Regions from separate parts of the Homo sapiens genome. Here region 2 is linked to region 1. Evidence: read pairs that join two places in POLR2A ChIA-PET (ENCODE). Cell type or tissue: MCF 10A. All regions are shown on one strand.

Region 1 (5,000 bases):
TGGCTCATTTCTGTTGGAACTAAGTGGAAAAACAGTTTCAAGAAAGACATCGGGTAAGAATCCCAGGAGAACTCCTAGCTGCTTCTTTCCTAACTCCCACTGCACATAATCCTTTATTCCCTTAGAAACTATGTGGCCGTAAAGTATTGGCCTTACTTACGCCATATTTTAACTGATGAAGCTAACTGAACCAGACTGCTGGGGTCTAGCCTAGGCTGTTCATATTAGCTCTGAGAATGTAGGTAGATCACTGTTCTTAAAATTAAGAGTAAAATTAGGAGTCCACAATCGCTCAGGTGCTTCTACTTTCATGCTATATGGAAATATCTTCTACAGTCATCCACTCTTAAGGCCAACCACATCACACATACTGCCCAGGACAGACTGGACAATAGAGTAGATGATGAAACAGAGCCAATCTCCATTACTTTAAAAAATAAACTCAAAGCAGAAAGATGAATTATTACCACATCTCGTGTATAAAACACACATAGCTACAGAAGGGCAGTGGTGGTCCTTCCTGCAAGAAGTAGCAACTCTCCTGCAAACCTTAGGCAATTACTTTTTATAGATTATTTGTCTTTATAAATAGTCTGCACCCACTATTCTTCTGTATTCACTCTTCAGCCCCTGTAATTTGCCTCTGTCTTTACTCCACTGAAATAGCACACTTGAGATCCTCATTAAACTTGTAATCACTAAATCCGTGGCTTTTTTCATACCCTCCTTAACCTCTTTGCTGTAATTAACATTTTTTTCTTCCCTTGGCTTTTGCTTTGTTTCTTTCCTTCTAACTATTCCTTTTGCAGAATTTTCCTTCCCTTGGCTTTCCTCCAAAGTTAGATCCTTGGACCATGTTCTTTTTGTCCAAATTTTCTCTCCCAGTCATCTCATTCACTCCCATAGCTTCGATTTTTATCTCTGTATCTGACTCTCCAGTCTAAATCTAGCCTCCAGCCTCTTTCAGGTTTTTGTCCAACATTTCCAACTACCAGCAGAATATTTTCATTTGCATGTTCTTCCACCGCCTCACACTCAGTATATCTAAAATGTAACTTAGAATTTTCTTTCAAAGCTTGTTCCTTCTTATTTCTTGATTTGCACTAACAGTTACCCCTCCTATTTAAAGAATTGTAGGCGTCTGTGACTTCTTGCTTATATCCTTTTCCTTCTTCCCTACTGGTCCTACTTTAGGCAAAGTTCTTGTTGCCCGACTGTGATTTTTGCATGATGTTTTCAGTCATCTTTCAACCATCTTAAACACCAGTCACATATATCTTATTACAACATAGCTCTCATTATCTCTCTCACCTATTGAGTACATCCATCTGTTCCATCTTTACGCACAGCCCGTGATCTCAGTGTGGGCTCACTCCCTTGTCCTCCTTGAAATTTTCTCTTGTTCAAATCTATGAAAAATATTACATTCAAGGCCGCACAGACATAACATCTTAAACCTCTTCCTGGCATTGTTCCCAGCCGTGTCTTAGCTTAGAAAACTACCTGAAGTGGTTTCTCTTCCAGAACTCCTGTAGCACTTATTAGCTACACACCTTAGTTTTGAATTTGCAAAAGCTATCTTCTGTTATCTCTTCATGTGGCCTACCTTTACACAATGGTCTCTTTAGCAGATATGAAGCCTATTTTTTTTTATTACCCAAGTATCTAGAATAGTGACTTTTATATAATAGATTTATCTGATTCTATAAATCCTCAGACTAGAAATATTTTTCCAACATACTACCATCATATTATAGTAGTTTATAGTGTAAAATTTTACCATTCCAAATAGAATAACGAATTTTGTGTTTAAAAGGAAATCTGCTTCACAGCAGGCCTGCCAAGCCAACAAAAGTAGTGTTGTTCCATAGAGGAAAAGACTTAGGCTAGAAATTTGGAGACTGTCACTGGTCACTGTCATTATTGTCACTTCACCTCTGTTAGCCTCATTTCTTCACCTGTAAAATGCAAGACTTTTTAAGCAGTCTTTTGACCCTGTTCGAGCTATATCAAGATCAGTTAATTCAGTCTAGAGAAGGACCCTGTTATATTATACACTTATATATAATATATACACAATTACATACTATGTATACAATATAGAGAACAGAAATCACCTTTGTTATAAAATATCTAGTACACAGATAATCAAGTTTTTAAAAAGATCCAGAAAAAATATCTACCTCTAAGAAATACTGAATTTTGAAATCTGAAGTAGCCCAGTTTACCCGTAACCTCATGGGAGATTTTCTTCTGGAAGAGAGGTAACAGAAGTGCACCTGCTGTATTTACCCTGCTAGTCTTAAGAAAAAGTGGGAACTATTTAAAGACTTAGATAATCTATTTTATAATTGTGAATATGCTTGCACTTCTGTAAAATAAAAGCAGGTTTCCTGGAAAATTAGGCTTTTCTTCATTATATATGTTGATTCAGCCCTATCGAATAAGAATTTCTATTTCCTTATTTGAGTTGTCAAGTTGTCCATACTGAACTTATTCCCATGCAATAGGGTTTTATGGGAAAAGTCTGCCTGTCTGTGACTAAGCACCAGAGTAGATAACGTAACAATTTGTTTTACTTCGGGAATGCATTTTAAATCAGGAAGAGAAGTTTCTGTCCTACTTGAACCCAGCTTCACTCTCCTCCTGGGCGAAAGCTGAGAGGCCTAGGTGTGCCCAGCTCTCAGTTAACTGAAGTCACGTGGTGGTGGACCCCGCCCCCAGGGCCCGGTTGGCTGTGGCCCCGCCCCCGAGCCCTGGGGTCGGTGCTTGCTGCCTGCGGCTCTCAGAAGCCTCTGCTCCACCGCGGCGAGAGGCATGGGCACGTGGCTGCCGAGGGTGGCCGAGCTCTGGGAAGAAAAGCCCGTGTGCCTCTGCATAGCGTCGCTACAGCGCTGACTCGGTGTGGATTGATTGGAAAGGTTTGAGGGAGTACTTGGGAAGCATGGTGGCACATGATGAGACTGGAGGTCTCCTACCTATTAAAAGGACCATACGAGTCCTAGATGTCAATAACCAGTCCTTCAGAGAACAAGAGGTAAGACTTTAAGAGAAACGTTAGGCAAAAGGAATGTTTTCTAACTCCACGGAGCTTTTAAAATTTTTAACAAGGTATTAACAGTATAATTTTAAACTTTTGATCTTATTATTACAATGTATGTTCTTGATTTATGTGCAAGCTTGAAATGTGTTTAGGGACTGTGGTCTAAGTTTAAATAGTTTATACATAGCATAGCTTGAGTGTACACAGCTTTTATAAAAAAGGAAAAGATTTTAAATGTATATGTTACTCGGGTTACGTTTGTCACATTTCTGATGCTTAATATAATTGTTTTTTTAACTTGAATTGATATCATCCAGTCTTAGAAACTACCTTAATGGAGCAAGAGGAAAAGAATCCCGTTCTTGTAAATCAATGCTAGTGAACAAATTGCAACTAAAGTTTAGTCTGACCTGGTGTGCATTTTTCTTCCATCTGATGAGTTCATTGTATGCCACTTTTTTCTTCAGAAGGAAAGAGGCATGTTAGAATATTTAAACCAGTGACTCATTATTTTTACCCTCCTTGCTTTGTCTGAGTCTTTTTTTAGTCTTTATGAACATTTATCAATATAAATCAAATTACTTTATGCCATTTTATGTAATCTTGATTTAACATTGTGTGATATTCTGTTTATACTATATACTTTAATATATACTACATTGTCACTTATATGCTAGGAATAGTGTTCCTGCATTCAGTTAACTGTGTATCTCTTGATTGTGGTAGTGGTTTCCGTCTCTATACACACGTCAAAACTTATCTAATTGTGCATTTTAAATATGTAAAGCTTACTGAATACCCCAGCAAAGTTGCTTGTCATGTGTACACATACACACACCTTTTGGTAGTTAAAATAGCTGCCGTCTTCAGGAAGTACACTTTTATTTGGTGTGGTTTGGCTTTGGTTTTTGTTCTTGGTTTTGGTCTTTGCCTATGTGTCGGTTTTCTCAAAATGTGTAAGTATTTCCTTTGAGTAGAGCAGTCATCCACAGTCACTAGTGTGAATCCTGCAGCTTATCATCTGTTGGGCCCATAGAAGCTGGCCTTTGTTTAGTATCAGCATGGGCTGTGTTTCTGCCTTACCTTTATTTCTAAGTTACAAGCACTAGGAATGTTGTCACGGTTTTAGATCTAGTGACACAGCTCTAAATAATTTGAGTATTTCTAGAAAAGGAATTCATCCCATGTGATCATAACTCGTTTTTATCTTTTTAAAAATAACTTTTATTTTCTTTTGATTTTAAAGTTTTGCTAAAGATTTTAAGAGAAGATTATTTAACTATTATAACCCAAAGGAATAGACCCAGGTGCATACTATTTTTTTTATTCAGTGTCTTGATATGATTGGTTATAGAAGAGACCCTCCTAAAATATGTTCTCTAACTGGCATCATTAGAAGAAAAAGCCTTTCTACAGAATGCTGACTTCTCAACAGGATTTTTCCATGTCGTTGCAGTTAGCTGTAAGGCATAACCTGAAAAATACTTTAACTTATTCTCAACAATTTTCTGTTTATAGATGTCGAGAAATTTTTAAGGCATAAAATCTAACTACAAGTGGATTACTAACATTAATTAATACCCTGATCTGTGGACAGATTGCCTATAATAATGTATGTGACTGCCTGGCTAACCTAGTCTGATTAAAAATTAACCTAAATTGACAACATAAACTTATGTTAGAGAGTGTTGGACTTTTTTTCCCTCCAAGTGAACTTTAGCCCTGGTGAAAGGTTCCCTGCAGCAGAAAATTCATTGAGCATGTAAAGCTTGTTGGCATTTTTTTGTTTATTCCCATGGATTTTTGGATTTTTTTTTTTTTTTTTGAGGAGAGTAAGGTTCCAGTATTCGTATCTGTTCTTTAAGCTTCTTGAATTTGCCATAACGTGTTTCCAGGACTCCAAAGTAAAAAATAAACAATCCTAGCAGTGGAACTATGGGTGCCTTCCATTTGGTGG
Region 2 (5,000 bases), 100 kb after region 1:
AGACGTTCTGAAGATCGATGTAGCAATGTGGTGTAGACATGCTTTTGTAACGTGGACACACCCAGACAGGAATAAGTCTTGTCCAGGGAATATTTTTTGACAAACACTGCTTAACTGGTTTGTCCTCTGAGTGTCACAACTTTTGGCAGAACTTGGTAGTTGGAGGTCAGTGGTTGGCTGGTTCAGGTATATCTACTTTCACAGAACTTGAGAACAAACAAATTTTTTTCTCATATGAATTTGACTGCACTGCATGATTTTGATGTGTTATTTATTAAGCTGAACAACACACACACACCCACGTACATGTGCACACACACTACCACCAGTGGCCAAGTCAAGGAGGGACAAAGAAGGTGAAGGTGCCCTTGAATCTATTCTTCAACAGTGAAGTTTTTGTTCTTACTGATAAAAGTTCTTCCTTCCATTGAAATGAAACTCTCCCCCCACAGAAATTCTCATCAGTAGTCTTTGCTTGGCCCTCAGTCCTGTGGCCATGCCCCATTGCAAAGTTTTTCTCTAAGACTCTTCCCACAAGCCCAGTGCCTTCCTCTGCAACCAGGAGGACAGTGAGGTCCCCCTGGCCAGCTGATGGCTCCACACCGAGCCCAAGGTGACCTGTGCCTGTTCCCTGGTCAGCATGCTGGCATCTGTACTACTGGGCATTTTTCCATTGGTTCATGGGAGGTCCTGCCTAACTGTGGGATGATGAGAAGACAGAAGAGGCCACTATGACCAGAGGTGGGCCAGTGACCTGGAATCAGGGCTGGCTGTGGCCTCACTGGGTGCTGATGAGCATCTGGCCTGGGGCCTGGGAATGAGATCCCACCAGATGGTCCCCAAGGAGCTGTGTGTGTCCAGTGGAGAAGGCCTGTATCTTACTCAACTTTCTTTGCTAGACCCAGAAGGTTTATTTGAGAGGGGAAGATATTTAATTAAGTAAGATTAGCTGCTAGGTAGTAACTGCCTCCTATGTTCCAGCACTGTACATAGGTCATCTTTAATCCTCACAGCAATCTCCCAAGTAGGCATCACCACCCATTTCTCAGATAAAGAAACTGAGACTCTGCGAGGTTAAGTCACTTGCCTGAGCCCATAAAGCTAGGGCCAGCAGAGCAGCCTTTGCAGCCAGGTCTCACAGACTCCAAAGCCCACACTTTCCTCATTTCATGATCACACTGTCTGTGAGCTGGAGCCCCACACCCAGGGCTGCCCTAGCCCGCTGTGCAAAGGGTCAGCCCAGCAAGAATGGAGGTTCCCGGAGCCAGCAAGGACCCTGCCCAGGGCTGGGTTCAAAGCACCAGCTTTAACAGCTGTCGGAGGGAAAGCAGTGAGCAAATGTGCTCAGTGTCTCAGTCCCAAAAAGGTGGATATGGCCGCGCCCACCTGAGCCGGAGTCCCTCTCCCAGTCCCTGGGTGGCTTGGGCCTTCTTGTGTTTGTTCTGGCTTCTCGCCTTCTCCCCTCTTCCCCTGCAAAGCCCTTTGTGTAATGGGTTTTCCCTTCCAACTCAATCTCAAGAATTGTTTAGCCAAGGAGGGCCCTTGAGTCTCTCCCTGGGTGTTTGTTTTTGTTGAGAGGAAGCGCTAGTTATGAGTCAGTCCACCAGCAGCATATCCGAGAGCAGGCCCAACGCGGTGGGGCGCGTGCTCTGCTGATCCGCAGCCATCCGGGTTCAGCCCAGCCTGGCCAGCAGCTGCGGGTCACCAGCCAGAGCCATCACAGGGCGGGTTGTTAGGAGCAGTGTGTGGCAGGCATGACCCTCCTGGTGGGGGACAGAGGGGACGGTCCCCAGGGAAGGGAGCCACAAGGCAGACCACAAGCTGGACAGAAGTCAGGAACGCAGGCTGAGGAAAACCATTGCAGTTCTGTTCTAGGAGCCCAGAATGCCAGAGCCAAGGACACCCTCCTGAAAGACAGTGCAGCCAACAGAGGCATGGCCCCACCTGGGCAGGAGGGTGCCGGCCGGCTGAAGGTACCAGTGGGCTGATCTACCTGAGGGACTTGGCAAGGCTAGAGGAGTCAAGGCCAACCTGCAGCTCTGGGCGTCCTAGAGCACATGCCAAAGGCTGTCCAACCATTCGGAAGACCAAGCAGCACAGCGTTGTCACCACACACAAAGTCACAGAAGCCTCCCTCTCCAGGTGTGTGATGACCATGAGGACTGGCCCTGGTTCTTCCTGCGGGCCTCACCTGTGTAAAGAATGTCTGTCTTCTATCTACCACCCTCCCAAGGATGCAGTTGAAGGAAAAAGAAGCATAAGACAGATTTTCTGCCCTCCAGAGATGTGGACTAAAAATCGGAATGAAAACATGGATGCACAAAACAGACAACAAGGCAACGCTTTCCATTGTTAACGGTGTGAGTTACAGAGCAGCAGTGTGGGTCAGCGCCTGCTCAGCCAGAGCTGAGTCTTCTCCTGCACTTCAGCACCAGCCCTGCCCACACAAAGTCCTGGGCATCGCACTGCACCAGGAGCTCTGACATGAACAATGCCCAGTGATATTTCACAATCACCCCGCCCTTTTATGTTTTGTCTGTCCTTCTGGGCAGGTGCGGGCTGGGCACTGCCCTGCCTGCTTTTAACAGATAAAGAAATGAGCCCAAAGGAAGAAAAGCTCATAAATGTTCACAACGTCACCTGCTGAGTCAAGGCACAAACATCTGACATTCTCCCCTCTCTGGCTGCCAAAGGAGAGAACTGGGCCTGGCTGGTTAGTTCCACCCCATGAGAGCCCCCCAGAAATGCCCACCTAAGAGACTGGTTCCCCTGCCCATGAGCCTGCCCCCACCTAGCCCAGCCACCTAAGAACACACAGGCTTTCTCCAGCAGCCAGTGTGTCTGGGAGGAGGAGACCTTTTCTTTTTGGCCCACTTGCTGGTTTCTCTCAGCACAGCTGGGCTCAGTGACACTGGATTTTGGGCATTACAAGCACGAGTCTTAGAAGCAAAGGCATAATTGCCCCCCACAGGCATTGTTCCATCTGCTGGAAGAATGAATCAATAATATTGTATTAACCCCAGAAGCAGGGCTGCCATGTTCAGTCTGACAGGTTGCACACTGCACAACTGCAGGGGGGCACCAGCCACATAGTGACCTGCCTGGAAGAATTTATAATTTAATGAGGACAAACAAATCTTAGCATAGATCTCACTGTACTAGAGACAAAAGGGTTAGAATCAAGCAGACTTTTCCACAGCTAGCACTAGGGATGACAGTAAATGACAACAGGCTGGGTACGAGGGGCTTGGTCCCAAGCCCAGCTCAGACAGCAACTAACTGACCTTTGGCAAGAGCCTCGGTCACATCACTTCCAACAAGAAAAAGCACAGGAAAGCCCTGCGGGAGCGTCTAACTTAAGTACTAGGTAGCATCATTTTAAAAGTGAAACTCTGGCTGGACTAACAGCCCTTAGCCGTTCCTTCTGGCTGGGCCGTGGTGCAATTTTTTGATATAACAGGTGGGATCACCAGGGGCAGAGGACTCAGAGATGGGGGAGAGCAGGAAGAGTGAGCTGGGTGAGCCCTGCCCAAACACTCCAAGAACACGGAAGCAAACACACGCCCTTCGACCACTTCGCTTATTTTTTTCACCCCCTCTCAGGCCGGAACAAAGAGCCTTTTTGTGAGTTTAATGGTGTCTGACTTACTCAGCAAACTTTTCTGTCTCCTTTGCTGTGAGGAAAAAAACAAAGCTCTCTGTCCGGTTTGTTAGGTTCCTTTGAAGAGCTTGCTGCTTGGGTTTAGGCAAACAGGAACCCAGCTGGCACCGCCCTGGTCAGGGCGCTTTCTGGGAGACTTTCCCCAGGCCTCGTCTGGATCCGGGCTGAAGAGGGGGTGGAGAGAGGTGGGCACAGAACAAAGGGTGAGGGCACCTAGCAACCTTCCAGGACAGGTGTTACAGCTGATGCTCCTGAGCAAGCTCTACCTAAAGGAGTTCATTGAATCCTCACCACCCCTCTGAGGGAAAGGACCATGTCCCCACTGCCTGGATCAGGAAACGCAGACTGGCCGAGGTCAAGGACTTTGCCAGCGGTCACACAGACAGGGAGTCCACCCCCAACACCTTTACTCTTTCCACTCACTGAGTCCACCCCCACCCCAGAGATCCCCCAGCCTTCGCTCATCCTTTCCTCATCCTCCCAGAACCCAGGATCTGCAGAGCAGGAAGTTCAATAGCCAGGCCTGATGTCGTTAGTCAGTCCTGGGGACAGGCATCCTTTCCTGTCCCCTGTGAGTTCAAATTCCAACTCAAGCAACATACAAACGCCAAACTCAGCTCACACCTCCGGCTCTGAGCTGCAGGGTCCACTTGTGGGGAAGGGGAGACAGCCCAGCTCCCTCCCTCCCTCTCCCTTATCCACACACATACACACACTTGCACACACACAAAGACACACATGCACATGCATGCACACACACACTCGTGCACACACACACGCCTCCTGGCATGCCACAGGGAGATAACGCACACAGCCACCTCCCAGTGACCACAGAGCTCTATCTCAGGGTGACGTCACCTCATACACAGCTCCCAGTTCACTCTAAGTGATTCATCGAGGGCGTAAACTCTGAGGGCGATGGAGGCATCAGGGTACAGAGATGAAGTCAGTTTAGTGCCATTTCCTATCCATGGGCTCCCCAGAAGTAAGAGAGAAAGGAAGGAAGGCCTTTTAAAAGTCCACATTGGAGCCAGTGACTTGTGGCTTTCCCTTGCAGAAAAGAAACTTTGGCAACAGCTAGTAGTCATCTTCTCCTGAGCCCGCCAATCTCACAGCCCCCTCCACACACACACACACACACACACACACACACACACACACACACACAGAGCTGCAGCTGCAGCACTGCCTAGCTGGCCCCCAAACACTGTAGCGCTGAACAGACCAAAGATGGAGACACTAACTGTGATCATCATAACCAGTGTGCACTGAACACTCAGCACGTGCCAGGCTATGCTAAGCCCTTTCCATGTGAAAAAGAAATTTCCACTTGATTCCC

What was found. ChIA-PET counts read pairs that join two places held together with the same protein. Peaks named below come from ENCODE experiments on the same cell type or tissue, not always from the same donor. Only the 100,000 strongest peaks of a DNase experiment are listed, where the experiment ranks them.
Region 2: POLR2A ChIA-PET joins it to region 1 with 24 read pairs; 19 of 35 experiments call an interaction of 5 or more read pairs at or near these places.

What each region holds. Positions count from the first base shown.
Region 1 is chr10:5,443,822-5,448,821 of GRCh38, forward strand. The region is part of intron 3 of NET1 (neuroepithelial cell transforming 1); the gene reads left to right. Among named protein-coding and RNA genes, the nearest start is that of NET1, 34 kb to the left of the region's middle. RefSeq lists a silencer at 2,597-2,826. In MCF 10A, no CTCF peak of the experiment used is centred here; a DNase peak (open chromatin) is centred at 2,740.
Region 2 is chr10:5,544,538-5,549,537 of GRCh38, forward strand. No RefSeq gene overlaps it. Among named protein-coding and RNA genes, the nearest start is that of CALML3-AS1, 21 kb to the left of the region's middle. RefSeq lists an enhancer at 1,835-2,334. In MCF 10A, no CTCF peak of the experiment used is centred here; DNase peaks (open chromatin) are centred at 1,544, 2,544 and 4,544.